2 separate regions of the Homo sapiens genome follow, and region 1 is linked to region 2. A link is a contact called in ENCODE Hi-C data. All regions are on one chromosome and are shown on one strand. The core of a region is the stretch at or near the end of the contact, and the rest is flanking DNA. Distances in the headings are between cores, read along the strand shown. Region 1 overlaps BDP1 (BDP1 general transcription factor IIIB subunit). Region 2 has its middle 39 kb from the start of CARTPT.

The links. A loop is a pair of places that touch in the nucleus more often than their neighbours do. Pooled maps may share reads with other maps.
Region 1: a loop to region 2 is called in a map of Panc1, with 5 times the contacts of the local background. The contact joins two enhancer-like sites. A Hi-C loop is called at or near these places in 5 of 168 maps with a recorded cell type or tissue (Calu3, GM12878, HCT116 and 2 more) and 3 of 50 pooled maps.

The regions. Positions count from the first base shown.
Region 1 is chr5:71,497,560-71,501,865 of GRCh38, forward strand. BDP1 (BDP1 general transcription factor IIIB subunit) reads left to right here. Exons shown (of 39, transcript NM_018429.3): 14 at 4,003-4,094. Among named protein-coding and RNA genes, the nearest start is that of BDP1, 44 kb to the left of the region's middle. Within about 2 kb of position 2,017, at least 2 of the 41 ENCODE cell types and tissues checked have a DNase peak (open chromatin) inside an H3K27ac peak, as active enhancers do.
Region 2 is chr5:71,756,301-71,760,200 of GRCh38, forward strand. It overlaps the pseudogene LOC100422013. Among named protein-coding and RNA genes, the nearest start is that of CARTPT, 39 kb to the left of the region's middle. Within about 2 kb of position 1,676, at least 3 of the 41 ENCODE cell types and tissues checked have a DNase peak (open chromatin) inside an H3K27ac peak, as active enhancers do.

The DNA of each region.
Region 1 (4,306 bases), core at 767-3,266, 260 kb before region 2:
ATTAGATTTGTTCGTATCTTATTAGTCTCCTGTTTACACATTTTCTTTAACCTGGGATGTAATCATTTCAGATATCCTCAGTGGTGATAAATCTGTCTTCTGTTTACTTCTATAAAATTTTTATTTAAAATATTTCATAAACCAGCTATATATTAAATTCTGCCCACAACATTCTCATCTACACACAGGCAGTCTCATTTCTGTTTGTCTTTTACAAACTTTCTGTTTGTTTTTTCTGAGACAGGGTCTTGCTCTATTGCCCAGGCAACAGAGTCCAGGAGTGCAATGGCAGTATTATGGCTCTCTGCAGCCTCGAAATCCTGAGCTCAAGTGATTCTCCCACATCACCCTCCCCAGTAGCTGGGACTACAGGTGTGTGCCACCAAACCCAGATAATTTTTTTTTTTTTTTGAGACGGAGTCTCACTGTCTCCCAGGCTGGAGTGCAGTGGCGTGATCTTGGCTCACTACAAGCTCTGCCTCCCAGGTTCACGCCATTCTCCTGCCTCAGCCTCCTGAGTAGCTGGGACTGCAGGTGCCCACCACCATGCCCGGCTAATTTTTTGTATTTTTAGTAGAGATGGGGTTTCACCGCGTTAGCCAGGATGGTCTCTGTCTCCTGACCTCGTGATCTGCCTGCTTTGGCCTCCCAAAGTGCTGGGATTACAGGCGTGAGCCACCGCACCCGGCCTGATTTTCTGTTTTAAGTTAGCAAAAATTTGGAATGGAGTTTCACTGTGTTCACCAGGCTGGTTTCTAACTCCTGGCCTCAAGTGATTCTCCTGCCTCAGCTTCCCAGTGTGCTGGGGTTATAGGCATGAGCCAGCTCACCTGGTCAATAAATTTCTTTATTCTTTTTCTTTCTTTATTTCTTTTTTTTTTTGAGATGGAGTCTTGCTCTGTTGCCCAGGCTGGAGTGCAGTGGCACGATCTTGGCTCACTGCAGCCTCTGCCTCCCAGGTTCAAGCAATTCTTCTGCCTCAGTCTCCCAAGTAGCTGGGATTACAGGCATCTGCCACCATGCCTGGCTAATTTTTGTATTTTTAGTAGAGACAGGGTTTCACCTTGTTGGCCAGGCTGGTCTCGAACTCCTGACCTCATGTGATCCACCTGCCTCAGCCTCCCAAAGTGCTGGGATTACAGGCGTGAGCCACCACGCCTGCCGTCTTTTTTTTTTTTTTTTGACATAGGATCTCGCCCAGTCGCCCAGGCTGGAGTGCAATGGCATGATCCTGGCTCACTGCAGCCTCTGTCTCCCAGGTTCAAGCTATTCTTGTGCCTCAGCCTCCTAAGTAGCTGGGATTGCAGGCATGCACCACCACGCCCAGCTAATTTTTGTATTTTCAGTTGAGACGAGGTTTTGTCATGTTGGCCAAGCTTGTCTTGAATTCCTGACCTCAAGTGATCCGTGTGCGTTGGCCTCTCAGAATGCTGGGATTACAGGCATGAGGGCACCATGCCTGGCCAATAACTTTATCTATGTATGCACACATTTCTATAATTTTTAACCATAATGTGTATAATGTTTAAAACCTTTTTCTTTTCTTTGTTTTGTTTTTGAGACGGAGTCTCGCCCTGTCGCCCAGGCTGTGGTGCGATGGCGTGATCTCGGCTCACCGCAACCTCTGCCTCCTGGGTTCAAGAGATTCTCCTGCCTCAGCCTTCCAAGTAGCTGAGATTACAGGCGCGCGCCTCTATGCCCAGCCAATTTTTGTATTTTTAGTAGAGACTAGGTTTCACCATATTGAGCCACCGTGCCCTGCCAAAACCTTTTTCAGCTGACCACGGTGGCACACACCTGTAATCCCAGCACTTTGTGAGGCCAAGGCTGGTGGCTTACTTTAGGCCAGGAGTTTGAAACCAGCCTGGCCAACATGGCGAAATCCCATCTCTACTAAAAATACAAAAAAATTAGCTGGGCATTGTGACACATGCTTGTAATCCCAACTACTCGGGAGTTTGAGGCAAAAGAACCACTTGTACCCGGAAGGGAAGAGGTTGCATTGAGCCAAGATTGCACCACTGCACTCCAGCCTGGGCAACAGAGCGAAACTCTGTCTCAAAAAAATAAAAAATTAAAAAAAAACCCTTTTCCTCTGAAACTATTAATTTACATTTTTTTGGGTCCAATTGATCTTTTTAATAGCTGTGTCATGTTAACATGTTATTGATTTACCTAATCAGTTCTCTACTAATGGATGTTCAGATTGTTTCTATTTTTGTTTGTTTTTTTAACTCTTGTACATTAGAAGCAAACAATTTTGTAAGTAAGGCTTTCTCAAGGAAACAAAGTATAAATTTCTAGAGACGGGTGGGATCGTTGGGTCAAATAATGTTTTAAATATTTTTGTGATTCTTGTTATGCATTGTCTTTTGTTATTTGTTATTTTTATTACTTTAAAAAATTTTCTGGTATGTCTGAGTCTCCTGAATTGTTATGCATTGTGAAACTGACAGTCATAAATAATCTATTTACATTGCTAAATGAATCTTTCTGTTTCCTTATAACTTTTCCAGAATTCTATTGTTACCATTTTTTTTAAACTAAAACACTTTTTAAGATGTTGGTTTGCTTCTTTTCCTGTTTTGTGAAATATCTTTTATCATAATCTTTATAGTACAGTTACATTATTCTAATCTTATGTTTATTGAATTGTAGAAAATTTGGAAAATACAGATTCATGTAAAAGTTAAAACAAAAATTACTTGTAATTTTTTTCTTTACCTTTTTTTCTTTGAAGTGTTGTAATCTTGTTTCTTTTTTTTTTTTTTTTTTTTTTTTTTGAGGTTTAGTTTCACTCTTGTTGCCCCAGCTGGAGTGCATGGTGTGATTTCGGCTCACAGCAACCTCCGCCTCCTGGGTTCAGGCGATTCCCCTGCCCTCAGCCTCCTGAGTGGCTGGGATTACAGGCATGCGCCACCATGCCCGGCTAATTTTTTGTATATTTAATAGAAACGGGGTTTCACCATGTTAGCCAGGCTGCTCTCGAACTTCTGACCTCAGGTGGTCCACCTGCCTCAGCCTCCGAAAGTGCTGGGATTACAGGCGTGAGCCACCATGCCCAGCCATTCCTTCTAATACTTGTAATTTCATTATTCCCTTGCAACCAATCTTTTCACATATCTCCTTACAGATTTTCTTTTACACAACTGAATCATGGTTTCAATACAGTTTTGTATCCTTTGGTAATTAACATTTCAGAAATATTTTTCTGAAATATTTAGTGTGATTCCATTTTTCTTAAAAAAAAAAAATGTACATCAGGTGTGGTGGCTCACACCTGTAAGCCCAGCCCTTTGGGAGGCTGAGGCGGGCTAATCACCTGAGCCCAGGAATTTGAAACAAGCCTGGGCAACATGGCAAGATCTGGTCTCTACAAAAAATGAAAAAATTAGCTGGGCATAGTGTGCACCTGTAGTCCCAGCTACTCAGGAGGCTGAGGTGGGAGGATCACCTGAGCCTTGGGGGTCAAGGCTGCAGTGAGCTATGATCATGTCACTGTACTCTAGCCTGGGCGACAGAGCATGACCCTGTCTCAAAAAAAAAAAAAAAATTCTCATCTGCATTTAGGATTTTTAGAAAATCTCCTCTAGTTAGAAGTACAAAAAATGAAGTTCTTATTTATTCATTTATTGAGATGGAGTCTCACTCTGTCACCCAGGCTGGAGTATAGTGGTGTGACCTCGGCTCACTGCAACCTCTACCTTTTGCGTTCAAAGAATTCTCCTGCCTTAGCCTCCCAAGTAACTGGGACTACAGGCACACGCTGCCATGCCTGGCTAATTTTTTGTATTTTAGTAGAGACAGTTTCACCATGTTCCCCAGGCTGGTCTTGAACTCCTGAGCTCAGGCAATCCGCCTGCCTTGGCCTCCCAAAGTGCTAGGATTACAGGCTTGAGCCACCGTGCCCGGCCAGTTCTGTTGTTTTAATTTCCATTTGTTTATTACAAAGTTTGAACTGTTTATTGTAAGTAGATAAATTGTAGCAAATTAAATTCACAGAACCACGTGGAAAAAGATAAAATGAATACATTGGACATTTTGAGAATGGAGACTACAGAGAGAGAGAATCCAGAAGCTGAAACTGTATCTGTGTGAGTATTCAGGAAGTAGTAAAAAAAAAAAAAAAAAAAAGTAACTCTTAGGAATGATGGTAATAATTTGTTTTCTACTTAATAAGGTCTGAATTTAATTTTCAAGCAGCATACTTTAAGTTCGTTTTCAACCATAGGTGGTTTTGAAACATTCATAATACTCTCTCTGCTTGATATTGCTTATATAAATTTTATGAGTCTATTGAGTTAGC
Region 2 (3,900 bases), core at 426-2,925:
GCGTGAGTAGACTTTTGTCCACTGAGGGTTTTTAAAAATCTGTTGTGGAGCCCACTTCAGAAACTCTCAAGGGAACAGGCTCTGCCCCCTGTGCAGGCGGAGGTGTCCTAGACATGTTGCTGCTGGGCTCTGTGGACCTTTTTCCATCTGCTCATCATGCCCAAGGTCAGGTGGAGAGAGGCTTAAAATCATATTGAAATTTTAAAGTTGTATATCTTATGTCCAGCAATTTTACTTCTTAGAACGTACTGTGGCAAAATATTTACAGATGTGCAGCTATTCAGTGCAATATTATTTATGATAATAAAAACTAGAAACAATCAGCTGGGCCTGGTGGCTCACACCTGTAATCCCAGCCCTTTGGGAGGCTAAGGTGGGCAGATCACTTGAGGCCAGGAGTTTGAGACCAGCCTGGCCAACATGGTGAAACCCTGTCTCTACTAAAAATACAAAAATTAGCCAGGTGTGGTGGTGCTCACCTGTAATCCCAGCTACTCAGGAGGCTGAGGCAGGAGAATTGCTTGAACCTGGGAGGCAGAGGTTGCGGTGAGCTGAGATCATGCCACTGCGCTCCAGCCTGGGTGACAGAGTGAGACTCTGTAAAACAAACAAACAAACAAACAAACAAAAAACCACAAGCCAGGCACAGAAAGACAAGCTTTGCATATTCTTATTTATTTGTGGGAGCTAAAAATTAAAACAATTGTACTCATGGAGCTAGGGAGTAGGATGGTTACCAGAGACTGGGAAGAGTAGTAGGGGGAGGTGGAGGAAGTGAGGAGGGTTAATGGGTACAAAAAATAGAAAGAATGAGTAAGACCTAGTATTTTCTAGCACAACAGAGTGACTATAGTAAAAAATAATTTAATTCTACATTAAAATAACTAAAAATGTGTAATTGGATTGTTTGTAACACAAAGGATAAATGTTTGAGGAGATGGATACCTTATTTACCATGATGTGATTATTACACATTGCATGCCTGTGTCAAAATATCTCATGTACCCCATAAATATATACACCCACTATGTACCTACAAAAATTAAAAATAAAAAACAACCCAGAATAGAAACAGCCCAAATATTCATTGGCAGGGGAGCACTTTAATGTGAGCACATAGGGAATGGGTACAACAGGTGCAGAGGATGAGGCAGATCCATAGGTTCGTAAAGCTGCATGAAAAGTATCTGCAACCCACTGCCGACTGAACAACAGGAAAGTCAAGATCCATAGGAGGGGTCTGATGCCATTTCTGCAAAGTATCAACTAGTAACAACAGCAAGAGGGTAGTTGCTGCTTGGATCCACAGCAGTGTCCAGAGCCGTTCTGGAGCCATGTGCCTGCTCTGGATGCAGGGCCACCAGTTCTCAGCTGGAAAGTGAGACGATAGTGAGGAATCTGTTTAGCATGAGAGGCATTATTCTAAGGAAAGCAGCTACGGTTAAAATCTTGTGTGTGTGGAAAGGAATAAAGGTGCCCCTCTTGGGTGTGAAGAAGGCTGTGCCACAGACAGGAAGAGGACTTACTTGTAGACGTATCCCCAGAACCCCCACCCCTAAGAAACGTCATATTCACCACTTCCAGAATCACAGACTTGGCAGGGCTTAATCATTTTTATTTTAGCAGCTCTTGCTTTTAATGTCTGATTCATATGGGAAGAGCAGGGAAACAGGCCCAGTCTCTGGGGTCATGGGTCTTTAACCTCACGATGAACCTGCCGTGGAAGAAAGAGTTGTCACGTTGAACGCTGGCCTTGACGCAGTTCTGAGTAGTCCTGCTCTAAAATGCTGAGGCCAGGCACCGAAGAGACTGGTCTTCCACTGCCCTCTGCAGCAGAAAGAGAACACCGCAGTCAGGGACAGGATCTACCCAAGCCATATAGGTGTTTCAGCTGTGATTTTTTATTTTCTAAATTGACAAATAAAACTTGTATATGCTTATGGTGTATAACATGATGTCTTGATATACGTAAACATTATGGTATAGCTGAATCAAGTAGATTAACGTATGCAGTACCTCACATGCTTAGCATTTTTTTTTGTGCTGAAAACTTAAACTCTACTCTCTTAGCAAACTTCAAATATGCAATATATTATTATTAACTATAGTCAACATGATGTGCAATAGATCTCTTGAGCTTATTCCTCTTATCTAACTGAAACTTTGTGTGTCCCCAGACAGACCCCCACTTCCCTGCCCTCCAGCCCCTGGCAACCACCATTCTACTCTCTACTTCCATGAGTTCTACTTTTTGAGATTCCACATATAAATGGAACCTCTCATGCAGTATTTGTCTTTCTGGGCCTGGCTTATTCCACTTAGCATAATGTCTTTCAGGTTGATCCATGTTGTTACAAATGACAAGATTTTCTTCTTTTCAAAGCAGAATCATGTTCTATTGTGTATATATACCACATTTTCTTCACCCATTCATCCACTGGTGAACACTGAGGTTGATTCCTTAACTTGGCTATTGTAAATAGTGCTGCAATGAACATGGAAATGCAGATGTCTCTGAGACATACTGATTTCACTTCCTTTGGATGTACACCCAGTAGTGGGATTGCTGGATCATGTGGTAGTTCTATTTTTAATATTTGAGGAAGCTCAATACGGTTTTCCATGATGGTTATACTAATTTACATTCTCACCAACAGTGTACAAGGGTTCCCTTTTCATCACATTCTTACCAACACTTGTTATATTTCATATATTTGATAATAAACATTCTAACAGATGTGAGATGGTATCTCACTGTGGGTTTGATTTGCCTTTCCCTGATGATTAGTGAGTGAAGTGAGCATTGTAAAATATACCTGCTGGCCATTTGTATGTCTTTTTTTTTTTTTTTTTTTGAGAAATGTCTTCTCAGGTCCTTTGCCCATCTTTTTTTTTTAAATTTTATTATTATTATACTTTAAGTTCTAGGGTACATGTGCACAACGTGCAGGTTTGTTACATATGTATACATGTGCCATGTTGGTGTGCTGCACCCATTAACTCGTCATTTAGCATTAGGTATATCTCCTAATGCTATCCCTCCCCTCTCACCCCACCCCATAACAGTCCCTGGTGTGTGATGTTCCCCTTCCTGTGTCCATGTGTTCTCATTGTTCAATTCCCACCTATGAGTGAGAACATGAGGTGTTTGGTTTTTTGTCCTTGCGATAGTTTGCTGAGAATGATGGTTTCCAGTTTCATCCATGTCCCTGCAAAGGACATGAACTCATCATTTTTTATGGCTGCATAGTATTCCATGGTGTATATGTGCCACATTTTCTTAATCCAGTCTATCGTTGTTGGACATTTAGGTTGGTTCCAAGTCTTTGCTATTGTGAATAGTGCCGCTATAAACATACGTGTGCATGTGTCTTTATAGCAGCATGATTTATAATCCTTTGGGTATATACCCACTAATGGGATGGCTGGGTCAAATGGTATTTCTAGTTCTAGATCCCTGAGGAATCGCCACACTGACTTCCACAATGGTTGAACTAGTTTACAGTCCCACCAACAGTGTAAAAGTGTTCCTATTTCTCCACATCCTCTCCAGCACCTGTTGTTTCCTGACTTTTTAATGATCGCCATTCTAACTGGTGTGAGATGTTATCTAATTGTGGTTTTGATTTGCATTTCTCTGATGGCCAGTGATGATGAGCATTTTTTCATGTGTTTTTTGGCTGCATAAACGTCTTCTTTTGAGAAGTGTCTGTTCATGTCCTTCGCCCACTTTTTGATGGGGTTGTTTGTTTTTTTCTTGTAAATTTGTTTTAGTTCATTGTAGATTCTGGATATTAGCCCTTTGTCAGATGAGTAGGTTGCAAAAATTTTCTCCCATTCTGTAGGTTGCCTGTTCACTCTGATGGTAGTTTCTTTTGCTGTGCAGAAGCTCTTTAGTTT